Regions from separate parts of the Homo sapiens genome. Here region 2 is linked to region 1. The links are chromatin loops, found by intact Hi-C in ENCODE. Cell type or tissue: psoas muscle. All regions are shown on one strand. Each heading gives the region's core, and the rest is flanking DNA. Links, peaks and the distances in the headings are about the cores only.

What was found. Hi-C counts contacts between places; a loop is a spot of excess contacts. Peaks named below come from ENCODE experiments on the same cell type or tissue, not always from the same donor. Only the 100,000 strongest peaks of a DNase experiment are listed, where the experiment ranks them.
Region 2: a loop joins it to region 1, with 2.8 times the contacts of the local background. A loop is called at or near these places in 3 of 110 quality-filtered maps.

Annotation. Positions count from the first base shown.
Region 1 is chr18:44,227,557-44,231,959 of GRCh38, reverse strand. No RefSeq gene overlaps it. Among named protein-coding and RNA genes, the nearest start is that of LINC01478, 300 kb to the left of the region's middle. In psoas muscle, for the core only: no CTCF peak of the experiment used is centred there; a DNase peak (open chromatin) is centred at 1,969.
Region 2 is chr18:44,174,772-44,179,174 of GRCh38, reverse strand. No RefSeq gene overlaps it. Among named protein-coding and RNA genes, the nearest start is that of LINC01478, 350 kb to the left of the region's middle. In psoas muscle, for the core only: no CTCF peak of the experiment used is centred there; no DNase peak of the experiment used is centred there.

The DNA.
Region 1 (4,403 bases), core at 114-4,113:
AATGTCATATTTTTTCATTATTATTTACCAGAAATGTGTTTATTGGCACAGGGAATACTCCATTTTTTGGCTTTGACAATGCATAGGAAACTCTCCTCATCCTATGCAAGAAAAATCTGTAATAATTGCAGACCCATCTAAAGCTTATACCTTCAAAAATTTAACAAACATAACATACATTAAAATGAAATGAATAGTTATAGAGAGTAACGTAAGGACTTTGTGACACTACCTCTAGTTATTATATTGAGAAATCCAGAGTCTAACAAAAGTTGAAGGCACCATGGATCAGATGGCTCTGGCCGCATAACACGTAAGTTTCTTAACGTGGTGGTAGATATTGGTGATTTAAAGCAAGCATGTTGAAGTAAGCTCATGAATGCAATCTGGATGTCCCCTCTAAGAAGTATTTCAAGATAAGTAAACCAGCATGTATTGAGCCTAATATCATGACAGGTGGGGAAGAGATGATGGAAAGCAAAGAAAAGCTGGTTTTCAGAAAGCTTGCTAAAGAAAGAAATAAAACAAACATTCACGGAATAATTCAAAGAAATACAGATAGAATATGGGTAAAGTGGTAGGAATTTGAGGAAAGAGTAATTAGCATCAGCAAATAGATATTCCTTTTTATACGGCTAGTTATCTATCTATCTCTCATTTATGTATCTCTTTAGAGAACATCAAATATTCTGGAAAGAGACTTTTAATGGAAGGAGAATCCTTACCACTTGGGGTACCCCTGGGATTTATGTCATATCCCTTGAGAGAGCTGAGGTTTTTCATGATTAAAGTGTTTAAGCACAGTGCCTTGTATATTACAGATACTTAATAAATATTTATTAAGTATTGAATGAATTAAAAATACTTGTTGATCCATTCTCCCAGACTACCCCAATTAGCTGATAATAATATAAAATAAGTCCACATCAAGCATCTTCTAGGTGCTGTACATTTTGAAGTATAAAGAAAAAGAAAGTCTACAGCTTCTATTTCAATGTCTAGCTGGGGAGTCTATTCACAGGATATACTTAGAAAAATACACAAGTTGGTGTATGATTAAATAAGACATGGCATATGAAAGCACTTTATGCACTTTATGCATGTAAAATACCGTACAAATATTAGAATTATAAATGCCAAATAGGGTATAAAACTTATGAGTGCAATGTCAGATCCAAAAAAGTAACTCACTATTTGTAGGTCAATGGGTGAAAGAATTCCCTAGGATTTCGGCATTGCATTACTTGGAGGAAATGAACAATTTCATTCTCATATGCCTGACATATATTAGGAGCTCAATACATGTTTTATGAAGATTTCTGCATTAAAGTTCACTGATATAAGTGAGGAAGACTTCTTCAAAGGCTTAACATTTGATTTTAATAGTAGCATTGAGGTAAGTGGGGAATCAAGGTGAGACGAGATGAAGAAACAGTGTGGAAAAGAACAGATCATGGTGTGTGAATTGCCTGAAGCAGTTACCTGGGGAAGATAATTTGTCCTAGGATGTAACTGAGACATTCATGAAGTATTTAGAGAAATATTTATTATATTAACTTAGGATGGGCCTATAGAAATATAATTTCAAACGGCAAAGTAATTATAGACTATTTATCTACTGTTCCTGGCACAATTTGTTAAATGTGTGGTTTTGTGATGGTCCACTCCTTTCATTGTCTCCATGTTTGATGTCAGCAAGCCACAGTGGGAAGGGTGGTCCCTGCCAGTAGATTGGTCCCAAGCTGAGATTCCTTCAGTTTCATTTCCAATGGCTCTGTCATTTCTTCTAGCCAATTTTCCTTTTGATATTAAAGTCCCTGGTTTCTTTCCCAGGACCTCCCACATCTTAGCCGAAGGGCTCTGGCAACTTGATTTGGATTCAGCTTTGAATTCCTCCCCTCTTTTCTCACAGTGAGTTTTCTGCCAGGGATGTGCTGGGAGGAAGCCAAGTTTCCTGTGCTCTAGCATTGCCCTGCTGCCAAAGAACCCTGCTCCAAGTCAGCTCCTCCTGCAGGCAACAGGCCGGGCCTGGTGGGGTGTAGTGTTCCATTCATGCTCTGTGCTTTATTCAACTGTCACATGTCCAGTCACTTCCACTCAGACAGGTACATTTTTCTAAGGAACCCTTGAGTGAAGAAAAGCAGGAGGCCCAGTAAATGAGTCATTTGTTCTATTTGTCTCTCCCAGAGACGTAACTTCCCACTTAGCATAGCTTGGACCACTAAAAAGAATTCACCATCTTAGGGGTAAGTGTGTAGGAACTGTCTAGCTACAGATTTAAAGTGCCTCTGTTCCTAAAAAGGGGCCCTCAAAAACCCAGGATCTTTATTTTTCTGTCATTATGGTTCCTCTCTCTGAACTCTACCATTTCATAGTTATCCAATATTCAGCAAACCATTTCACCTCAATTTGACTTTGTTTCTCAAGAAGACAAAATTTGCAGTGTCTTCTTCATAGGGTTTTTAGGAGCATGAAATGTGTTAATGGGTGCTAAAGTGCACTGTAAACTATGAAAATCTACATGTTGTTTTTTTTTTTTTTTTAAATACAAATGCTCCCCGGTAGAACAGGTAAGACTATAGAATTAGTAATGTAATATACACATTACCTCACTTAATTGGCCTGAAAAACTTCAATTGCAGAAGAAATGTTACATTCCAAGATCTCTAATTTTTCCTCTGTCATTAATATTTGATAATTTTATAAGTTATTTTCTTCCATAGAGAGAGGATGTTCATACTTACTGTGGGGCCCAGAATTTGTTCTGATTATCTTGCTTCTGCACTTCAACACTGACTTTACTGACAGCCCCAGAAAATACTCATGTTTTGAGTACCTGCACTTGGTGTAAAACAATGGGTTCATGCAGTGAGTGCGATGGTGAATAAGACACATCCAGAGCCTTCCATCAAACATCAAACTAAGTGTGAGAACTCTTGTTATAATCTCCTAAATGAACTCTCCTTTGCCTATCTCCTTTACCTGTATTACCTCCTGCACCTAGCAAGGTTCTAGGTACAAAGTAGATGCAATTAATCTACAAATCAGTTGAAAGTTCTGACATCTTTTTGTAAATCCCAGACTCTCTACAGATATACCAACCCATGAGGAAGATAGATGGAGGTGAATACAGATTGTATGTAGATCATATAGGGGTCTAATCGTGTATGGTAAGTTTGAATGCAGAGCTAATTAGTTTGTATGACTGTCCTGTATTGTAGAAACTATATTATAGCTGCACATTTGTTTTTATGAAATCAGTTAGCTGCCAAGGAAGCCCATTGAAATGAATAGAAACTAATTGAAAGTAATAGTGAATTACCTGAACATATATAGCCAGTAAATTAAATTAATTGAAGGTAATTGATAGTGACTGGAATTAATAAAAGTAATAGAAACAAATTGTACTTAATTGAAATTTATTGAAATTGAATTAAACTGAATAGCTCAAAGTCTATTAAATTTAATAGATTCTAATTGATATTAATTATAGACAATGCATAATAATAACATACCATTCTTAAAGGCTTCCAACTGCATTTGCACCATACTATTGTCTTTAAAATGTAAAAATAAATTCTAAAAAAACCCAAGGTATTCATGGGAGTAAAATACTACTTCGGGATTTTAGATTTCTCTGTGGAATAGCATAGCAGTATTAGGAGAATTTTCTTCTGCTAAGAGAGCTTTCCTTGATAACTTAGGAAGGTAAAAATGGTTTTATTTCCTTCAGGAAAGAGACTTTTATCGATTTAATGAGAACATTTTACCTGTTAAAACATTAGCTTCGATTTGATGAATACTCTTGCAGTAGATGTTGTATTCAGTGTCTGCTATCTTTATAGCTATGTTGTCATATTCATTTACTTTTTATTTCCTTCCCTCGGTTATAAAACTTCCAAAACCCCCCTAAGATTTCTCATAGACTTATGTTGGAGGATGCAAAGACTTCCATTTTTAGCTTCTTTCTTCTGAACTTTGGGCATTTGGGAAAAAAAAAAAAAAAAAAGCAAAAAACCCCATGCTGGATTTCCCATTGCAGAAATTGTAATCAGCTGGTTCCTTCCACTTCAGCGACAGTTCTTGCATGCATTTGGTGATGTTCATATTCTTCATGTTTTTACCAACTTTGCTGCTTGCTGAGTAGTATTGTTTTGTGAAAAAGTAATTTTCTCTCAAAATAACTGCATCAAATTTATTTTACATGAAATATTTATTCAATGTTTGGAGGACTGTAGATGAAGTTCACATGTGGAGTGGGAATAAATGCCAAATCATCCAGCTTACATCAGGAGAAGCCCAGAATTCAGAATGTAAATCAGGGATTCTCATGCTAGCTGTATATCAGAAGCATCTATGTGGCATATTAAATATGCTCTGGTCACGAGAGGGCCTGGACATCA
Region 2 (4,403 bases), core at 72-4,071, 53 kb after region 1:
AAGAGTTTGTGGATGCTTAAAATAGATGTGTTTTATATTTAAGCAAACATGATTAGGGCTAGAATTGGGAAAACCCTGAGAATGTGAGCCAGGTCAAGGATAGAGAAGATTCTTCTGGTTCCAGTCCAGCAAAAGTGATGCAGACTGTTCAGCCATATATTTAGGTAACTCAGATAGTTACAGATTATTGGAAAGTATCTTTCCCTAAACTGTCATCTATTTGGTAGATTGTTTTGACGAAGTTCAACAGAAGAAGATATTGTTGTTTTCTTACATGTTGAAGGTAAGAAAACCTATACCATAACTAGAGCTGTAGGAAAAGCCTGCCCAACTTTATAATATGTGGGAATCCAGGCCTTTTCACATAAGAAAAAAAATCACTTTATCTAGCTGAAATTTTTAAGTGAAATGTCAGTGTAGACATCCACTCTTAGACATAAGAAATCTGGGATTTTTCCTGGACTCCATGCTTTAGAAAGCCTGCCCTGGCCTTTCGCCAGCTGTGTCATAAAGTAAGTAGTCCTCGGGTTTGTGAGGAGTGTATTATATCAGGAGCTCATAGGCATCACTTATTAGACAACTCCTCAGGTCCTGGGACCCTGGAATGTCCTGTCCATAGGGTCCTAGACTTGCTTCAGACCCTGTGTCCCACTCTTCCCTGGCTCCTTTCTTCTGACACTATGCCTTAGTACTAGTGAGTATACTCTGAGGCTCAAGACAACCAAGAGGCCACCTCTTATAAGAGGACAGACAGGGGTTAGTCATACAGGCTGAGTATCCACAAATATGGACACAGGTTCTCTGACACTTCAAGACTGAGCCAGGAGTAGTGGTCCAGGTAAATGAGAAGATGAAAGAAGGAACAGCTGTGTGTCAGGGACCAGGGGGCTCTGTCTCCATTTATTATTCTCCTGTGAAGCTTCAAGAAATTGAAAAACTCTCAAATCAAACTTGGTCTTCTTGGTCATTATGAAAATGCATTTTTCAAGGTAGTAAGATAGAACATGGTTACTTATTATATTATCAGTTTGACTTACAACATTTAAATATTTAGACATAAAGTGTGTGAACCTCTAATTCTACTCTTAAGCCCTGCACATGCTAGAGGTTGGCATGCAACCCAAATTGGCAGAAGTATATGCCATAAAAATTTTACTTTATTTCCAATTTTTAAAGGTCTGTTTATTCTCACTGTTAGAAAACAAATAGGGGAAACTGAAGTAAACCAAGTGTGAGAAAGTATTAGCCTAAAAGACTAATAGATAATGGCAAGGATGGTGGTTAAGTGTTAAAATTAGTTCCCAGAGAAATAGCTAAGTCTTTGTCAAAAGAAGTAGATTCTTATCAGACATAGTTCATGTCTGGCCTTTACTACGGAAAGGGGTTAGATTCCTAAAACAGCTTTCAGAATTCTTAAACCGAAGGCAACTCTAACTGAATTATCTCTACTGAAAACATAATCCATTCATCCTTGATTTAGAAAAGCATGCTTTATATATTTTCTTTTTTATATAGAATCTTACACATCTACTTTTATATCTAGGGAAAAATTTCAATTTTTCTAAGAAAAGTTGTTACCCTAAGCTGTTCTGAGTCCTGACATGGAAGAGAAATTTATAACTAGCATCTGATGTTGTTAACTGATAGCCAACAGTTTAGGTGGAAGCTGAGGACAAAGGATGAATGGGTCGGTGTTTTGCAGTATGCATAAATCCAGTAGAAGCAAGATACCATAACTCCCAGGTGGAATAGTCTGAAAGCTCAATAGTAAACACACTAAGTGACCCAGAATCACGCTAATTCTGACTTGCCATTTTTCGTGTCCACTCCAAATTCCATATATTCTAGGTGTATGATAAGACCAGTAGCTAGCAGTTTTGCGTATACTGTATCTAAAGCAACCTTGTCCCAAATAGAAAACACAAGCAAGGAAAGTAAAACAAACAATAAAACAGAGCTCTTTTCTTCTTCAAAGCATGCACAGGTAAAAAGCAAAAAAAAAAAAAAAAAAACAAACAAACAAACAAAAAAACCCATGAGGAGTTTTAAAAATCGTATTTTATTAAAAATGTAAGAAGCTATAAAGAATTCCAAGAAAAAATGGGGCAATTTGGACCCACTTGCTAAGAAAATTACCCATGCAGAGGCAGTGGTTGAGATACATATCTGTAGTTGCCTAAGATGGCTTAGTTCACAGTGTAAACCTTGTGGTGGAATTATTCTTCCCTTTAGATCTAAACCTTTGGTTTCTTTATAGGTTGAAAGTTCTTATCTTAAAAAAAAAAAGTCTCAGCAAATTTTGGGGCAAATTAGCTAAATAGTCTTATTAAGTTGCCGTCTACTGACCCCGTGTTTCAATAGTTTGTCTTTGGCTCCATCCAAACATTACCCTTTTCTACTCTTTAAGAAATAACATTCAGGGAAGGCTTCAGTGTTTGTCATTAACCCTTCTCTCTCTCTCCACCCAGTTCCTACAGACGCCTATGTCCCTCACTTTCTCTCCTCACTTCTTTCTGTCTGAACTCAGATATTTCATTAATACTAGGAATATGTAACTAAGATGCTTTTAAAACAGCCACTCAAAAACTATAGGTTTTAATTGTACAATAGATAAGTTTTAAAGCCAAAGAACTGGCTCCCGTCTACCTTCCATTCCTGCTCTCTGGCTATTTTCACCCGTAGGAAAATATGTTATTTCCAAATTATCGATTCATTTAGGTATTTATGCATATATTGAGTGTTTCTATCAATTCACTAACCAAACCATGACAGTCATGCTGACTCATGCTGGGCACCCAGAGTGTGGGTGGTAGATAGCGCAGATTAAAGGAGCTCCTAGGATGCAAAGAAGAGACACTCTGAGGTCAGCAGAAACTGATCTGGTGTCACAGCTGAGAAAGTAATAGTAATTAGGATTTGAGCCGGTAAGAACATTTTGAGTCTGTAGGTTGAGTAGAGCAAAGGGTTGCATTGAAAGAAAAGAAATACTGACTCTAGAGGGCAACATTAAAAATGTTAGCTGGCATTTTTCCACTCCTCCTCCAGGGTACCATGACTGTTAAAGTGGAATTGAAATGCATCCCTCCCAGTCTGGGGGCCATTTTGATCTGACGAAGCAGAGCTACCCACTGTGCTAAATGTGCTGCCATTATTTCTCTGCCCTCATTCTTAGTTACAACTGCTTTCCAATTAATATCTTGGGTGCATTATAAGTTTGCTCTTGATGCCATTCCTTTAATTAAAAAAAAGGCTTAAATTGAACTCAGCAGTGAACAATTATTTTTTATAACTTTATAAATTTCTTTTTTTTAAAGTTAGCCAAGATTTACCCTGTTTCATAGATTCCCCAGCCCCCAAAGACCTCAAATCACAGAGCACAATTCTATTTTTTACTTATGTCATGTGATAGGTTTTCTTGAAACCTTCTGTTTGCTCCTCCGGGTCCACTCTCCATCATTTTCTACCTGCTCTGTCTTCTGGGAAACTGATTTATGTGAATCCCACAAATAGAACCCATCACTCTTGGATATGACCAATGAAAAGCACTGGCAGATCAGAGTTTGTTCCCTTATTTTCTTCCCTGTTGGGTCACCTCAGTCTGGCCTTACCACTCAACTGCACATCACCCCTCCAGACAGTGGGTGTGAGGAAAGGGTAGGAAGAAAGGGGGTTGGTGGTGGGTGAGGAGCTCTCCATAGAGTGTCTTTGTCTCCAGGTTCCAGTGACTATTTCCAACCTTTGAATGCTCATTTTTGTGACAGGAGTAACTAACCTCAAGGTACTACATTACCCCTGTAGAATTTTTTTCATACCTATTTCTTAAGGGTTTTTATAAACTGTGCACTTACTGAAGTCTCCTCAAATTAATCCAATTGGAATATGCATTTATTCTTACTGTAGTACTGATACAATGGGGAAACTCAGTTAAGGGATTGTTGACCAGACATGTTCTAGAGGTGACAGAATAGAGGCAATTGCATTCCCATTAAAATAGAATGGCAGATGGTAGAAACCTGACTCTGACGCTTGCTCACTGTGTGACCTTGGCCCAGTTACTAAATCAGTCTGTGCCTGAGTTTCCTCTTTAGCTGTAAAGTAAGTATAAGCTGCTATTCAGATTCCTTGTAAATATATAATGATGACAAGTGCTAAGCACAGTGCCCTGGGCAGAAAAAAGTTTCTAATCATTATAGATAGTAATCAGTTCAGTCATTCAGGTGTTAATGAAGCCAATAATACAGTTTCTATCATTGCAGAAATGGGCTCCGCTCAATCGCTTGGCCACTGCATGCCTTTTTGCACTCTTAACCCTGAACAGATAATGAATTCATTGATTCAACTAATATTTATTGATTGCCTATTATCTAGACGACATAATGTTAAGAGCTGTGGAGAATTTAAAT